Linked DNA regions of Homo sapiens: region 1 is linked to region 2. Evidence: chromatin loops called from intact Hi-C (ENCODE). Cell type or tissue: OCI-LY7. All regions are shown on one strand. Links, peaks and the distances in the headings refer to the core of each region. The heading gives the core; the rest is flanking DNA. Region 1 has its middle 110 kb from the start of FGF12-AS1. Region 2 overlaps FGF12 (fibroblast growth factor 12).

Region 1 (2,816 bases), core at 232-2,731, 51 kb before region 2:
GGATGTGGGCACACCAGAAGTGCACCTCAGAGTGGGATAACTAAAACCCTGGCTTCCTTGATATAGAAGGACCCCAAGGAACCAGAAAGTATGAAAGTTATGGAGAAAAAGGAAAACTCAGGAAATCAATTCCAAATAATTGTTTATAAATTTTGGACTCGTTCCCAAGCTTGCACATGTGGATCTGATGTTATTTAGTGTACAAAAGATAGAACTGAAGATACACCACTGCCCAATGTCTGAGACTGGCCACTAGGTGGCACATGAACTGGACTGATCCAAATAGTACTGCGAATGCTTTGAAGACTATGCTAGCATTGCAACCACAGCACACAGGAGAGGCAGATTCGAACTTAAGAGTGAACCTAACCAGGCTGACTCTTACTAAACGAAAATGTCAACATTCTCCATAGGATTTAAAGAAGTCCCAGAGTCTCATAACATAACATAATATTCAAAATGTCCAGGATACAATGAAAAAAATTTTGGTATGTAAACTATCAGGAAAATCTCAACTTTCATGGGGAAAGACAATCAACAGATATAAATATGAAGTAACAAAGATGTTGGAATTATCTGATTCTTGAAACCAAAGGAAAAATAGAAAGTACACAAAATAAATGGAAGCTGTCAAGAAGTACCAAATGAAGATTTTAGAATTATAAAAATAACAACAACAGTAATAACTTCCCCCTCAAAACAAGAAACAAACAAAACAAAATTTAAAACCCTCCTTTGACAGGCTCAGTAGCAGAATAGAGATGACAGAGGAAAGAATCAATGAACTTGAAGAAAAATCAATAAAAATGATTTAATCAGAACCATAGAAAGTTTTCTTAAAAAATGAAAAGTTTAACAGAACATTAGACATCTGTGGGGAAATAACAAAAAAACTAGTGTTTTTGTTATTTGAGTCCCAGAAGGATAGAAGAAAAAGTGCAGTGCAGAAAAAAGTTAAAGAAGTAATCGATAAAAATGTCCCCAAATTGGCAAGAGAACTGGACATAAAGATTCAAAAAGCTCAGTGAATGCCAAACAGGATAAAAGCAAACAAATCCACACCCAGAAGCACTGTAATCAAACTGCTAAAAATTAAAGACAAAGAAAAAAGCCCAGAAGCCACCCAGAAAAAAAAGATTCGTTATCAATAGAAGAACAGTGACATAGCTCAGAAGGAAGTGTTGAAAGAAAATAACTTTCAACTCAGAATTCTATACCCAATGAACGTATCCCTCGGGAATGAAGGTGAAATAAAAACACTTTGAGAAGAAGAAAAACTAAGGGCATTTATTGCCTTGCAGACCTGATCTAAAGGCATTGTGAAAAAAAAAAAAAGCTCTTTAGGATTTTAGGATGAAGGGAATTAATATAAGAAGGAAACATGGAACATTAACAATGAAGGAGGCTGGACACAATGGCTCACACCTGTAATCCCAGCACTTTGGGAGGCTGAGGCAGGCAGATCACTTGAGGTCAGGAGTTCAAGACCAGCCTGGCCAAATGGTGAAACCCCGCCTCTACTAAAAATACAAAAATTAGCCAAGCGTGGTGGCATGCACCTGTAATCCAAACTACTCAGAAGGCTGAGGCACAAGAATCACTTGAACCTGGTAGGCAGAGGTTGCAGTGAGCCGAGAATGTGCCACTGCAGTGCAACAGAGCAGAGCGAGACTTTGTGTTTAAAAAAATAAATAAATAAATACAAAGAAGCAACAATGAAAATGGCAAATGTTTGGGTAAGTATAATAGATTTTTTCCCTAAATAGTGTGTGGGAGTTGAAAGCAGAAATTACAACATTGTCAAATGAGATTTCAATGTATGTATATAATCATGACATAAATAGGAAGCTAAAGTGATCCAAATGGTAGTAAGCTTTCTACATTCAGCCAAAAGTGGTAAAATATTAATTCTAAGTAGACTGTAAAAAGTTAAATACATATATTGTAATCCTTCGTGAAATAACAAAAAAGAAGTCAGGAAACAGAGAAATGAAAAAACAGAAATAACTAACAGAAAACAAATAATAAAACAGTAAACCTAAATCCAAACATATCAAGAATTACATCAAATGCAAATGGTCAAATCACATCTATTAAAAGACACAGATTTTTAGGGTGGATAAGGAATATTAGACAATCAAATTAATCCCTGCTTTGAAAACTGTCTTTGTCTTACAATGAGGAAACAGAGATTTAGAGGAGAAATAAATTGTTCAAGATCCTACAGCAACCAGATTTAGAGGACAGTTTTTCTAAATTCTTAGATATTGCTTCCTACTACTTCACAAAAGACCTTGTCCCAGCCCTCTAGGGTATTGCTGGGATAAAGAATAAGGAAGTGGGAACAGCTAGATTGCATTGTTTCAGGACTGAATTCAGAGTTAAATGTCAGGAGGGTCCTGACCCTGTGCCAGAGGAGTATGTTACTAGGAAAGCCATTGAAAAAGCCCATCATCATATAGGGAGGTAGTCAATAATGGCTAAAGTGGCATCAACCCCATAGGGGTCATACTGGGTATATTAGTCAGGATTCTTCAAAGAAATAGAACTAATAGGATACACACATGCACACACGCACACACACACACACACACACACGGAGGAGAGGGGAGATTTATTATGAGGAATTGGCTCATACAATTGTGGGGGGCTGAAAAGTGTCATGATCTGCCATCTGCCGTCTAGAGATCCAGGAAAACCGGTGGTGTAATTCTAACCCAAGTTCAATGACCAGAGAGCTGATGGTGCAAATCCCAGTTAGGGGAAGAGAATACCTGTGTCCCAGCTCAAGGAGATAGGCAGGAAGCCAAAAGGGG
Region 2 (2,816 bases), core at 150-2,649:
ACATGGGCCACCATGCTCAGCCAACAGATAAGAACTTTAAAACAGCCACTATAAATATGTTCTAGAGAAAACATATCTCAATGAAAAAAAAGAACATAATGAATAAACAATAAACAGCAGAAAAAATATAAATGATTTTTAAAACCCAATAAAAATTTAAGAACTGAAAGGAACCATATTTGAGGGAAAATATTACTGGATATAATTAATTATAGGCTGGATACTGGCACATATAAACAACTCGGTATTTGTGTGTATTATGTATGATTGGAAAATATCTTGAAGCTTACACAAGCTGGTAATAGTGTTGGCTCCTGGGAAGGGATTTGGTTGGCTAGGGAGCAGAGATATAAGAAATAGACTTTTTTTTTTTCTACATGTATTATTACTTCAAGTAATGAATTTAGGGGAAAAATTCTGGGTCAAGTACAATTAATGTACTAGTTAAATATAGACTACAGACCTCCAATTACTAATAGGGTTTTATTTCAAATCTTATAAAACATATATTCTGAAGTGCAAATTTACTTACCCAGGCTCACAAAACAAAGATGACTATAAGGATATACCATAAGTTTTCCTAATCCCATATAAAAGAATGGCCCCTTCCTCTGAAAAATTACTGAAGGAAGAAAATCAATGAAGAACCCATGAAATAGGCAATCTCTAAATGGACTCGTTGAGTATAGGAGGGAATGAGAATAAATATGTTTACTTACCCCATCGTCTATGTCCTGCTTAGACCACCAGAACTACACTGGACCTCAGTACAAGGGATATATATTAAAGCAAACAAACTCATCATTCTTTGAACTCTACTCGCTTCATTTTTCAGTATTTTCATGACTCAGATCAATCCCAACATCCAGGGGGCCCTGAAATTCCTCCTCCAACACTACCTAATTTTCTAATCAAAGCTGGAATGAAGGATGTAGGCTCTCCAGAAGATGATGACATTTCACCTGCGAATATGCAGTAAAGGGCTTTTATTGGGGGTCTTATGTTCCTGTAGGCATGACATAAAATTATGCCTACGGCCATGGGGAAGAAACAACTCCAGAATTTGTTTGTGTTACTTGTTTGCTCATTGGGTTTAAATTATACATTCATCTAAACATAGACTTCCTGCAGGTGATTACAATGCTCAGTGACTGAAACATTTCTCAGTGAGGAGAGACTATAATGGTCAATGAAGGAGAAACGTGGACTGGGACGCAGCATGTGGTGCAGTATTGCTGAGATATTGATGTGAGTACAGCAGACACCTCAAATCCTTTTTATGGATCTGGAGAGCATGTAAGATTTTTTTTTTTTAGAAAAGCAAAGAAGCCCCAACAACATGAAGATACCCAGCAGTGAGTAGGCTGAGATCTGACATCATATCCTTAGCAGAGCTAGAAACGCACATCTCACAGGTGTTTTCTGCTCAGACTCAATCAAGCCTGCATGGACTGTCACTCCAGCCACGTTCATTTTAACAGCCTAAAGAGTAATCTGCTAGATAAACAGTTCTGATGGCACTGAAAAGCCGGGGCTGTGTTTTTGAAAAAAATCTTTGCTGCAATGCTTCTTGCTGTGATGGTGTGTCCTCAGAATGAGAATGCAAAGTAAACACCTGCACCACCAAAGAAGAATGAAGACAGAGAGGCCTGGTTCACTTTATGCTTTATTTCTAAAGTCCCAGGAATATCATTTACCTGTATCATGTTTTGGATATACTACCATTTGGACAAAGAGATCACAAGTACACTTGTTTAATTTCATAAAAGGTACTAAAAAGAAAGTTCATAAGCTCTGTCCTCATCATAGAATCCTTGAAATCTAAAATTGCAAATATGTAGTTTGACTCTTCACTTTACAGATGAAGAAAGCAAGGCTGAGCAGGGGAAGGAATTAACCCGATCAAGACCATGGCGCTAAATAACAGCAGAATAAGGATTAGAACCTGCTCTCCAGTCCAGGGGTCTGCCCTCTCTTTGCCACAGTGGGTGCTTTGCTTATGATTTATGCGCTTTCGTAGATTAAGAATGATTAGCTAAAATAGACTTTTATAATCCAGGCATGGTGGCTCACACCTGTAATGCCAGCACTTTGCGAGGTCGAGGTGGGCAGATCACTTAACCCCAGGAGTCTGAGACCAGCCTGGGTAACATGACAAAACTGTGCCTCTACAAAAACATACAAAAATTACCCAGGCATGGTGACAGGTGCCTGTAGTTGCAGCTACTCAGGAGACTGAGGTGGGAGGATAGCTTGGGCCTGGGAGGCACGGGTTACAGTAAGCCAAGATTTTGCCACTGTATGCCAGCCTGAGCAACAGAGACCCTGTCCCCCAAAAATAAAATAAAATAGGCTTTTACTTTTAATTCAGCATATTTTCCATTAATCAAATGACTGACCAATGTGCTTCGGTTAATATAATAGTTGTTTTCACTTTGCTTACCGATTAGAGTGAATTCTCTGCTTTTAGACATTTTGGCTGCAGGTAGGAAGTTATTTGCTCTTGATTCCATAAAGCAGACACTAGTAATGTAAGAGCTGGCAAAGGGCAAAAAAGGGTGATTCTTTTTATATGAACAGGATAAAACCAGAGTAAGCTTGACCGATGGTCTGAATTAGAGATGGTGAATGGAGAAAATACTGTATTTTTCAAAGTAGAATTGCCATGTGTGGGCAAAGGGAACAATGGGTGAAAGGTCAGGGGAAGGCCAATCCAACTCTGAAAATCAATAGCCGTACTGCTACCTAATGATGCTATCAATGCACATTTTGAGTTCATTTGTGATTCAGAACTTATGATTTGATCCTAAAGTAAT

Evidence for each region. Peaks named below come from ENCODE experiments on the same cell type or tissue, not always from the same donor. Only the 100,000 strongest peaks of a DNase experiment are listed, where the experiment ranks them.
Region 1: it touches region 2 in a loop (5-fold over the local background); 4 of 110 quality-filtered maps call a loop at or near these places.

What each region holds. Positions count from the first base shown.
Region 1 is chr3:192,130,467-192,133,282 of GRCh38, forward strand. No RefSeq gene overlaps it. Among named protein-coding and RNA genes, the nearest start is that of FGF12-AS1, 110 kb to the right of the region's middle. In OCI-LY7, for the core only: CTCF peaks have their summits at 254 (motif pointing right) and 453; DNase peaks (open chromatin) are centred at 275 and 1,625; H3K27ac peaks cover 1,886 bases.
Region 2 is chr3:192,181,888-192,184,703 of GRCh38, forward strand. All of the region lies in intron 4 of FGF12 (fibroblast growth factor 12), which reads right to left. Among named protein-coding and RNA genes, the nearest start is that of FGF12-AS1, 55 kb to the right of the region's middle. In OCI-LY7, for the core only: no CTCF peak of the experiment used is centred there; DNase peaks (open chromatin) are centred at 1,444 and 2,194; H3K4me3 peaks cover 2,254 bases; H3K27ac peaks cover 2,500 bases.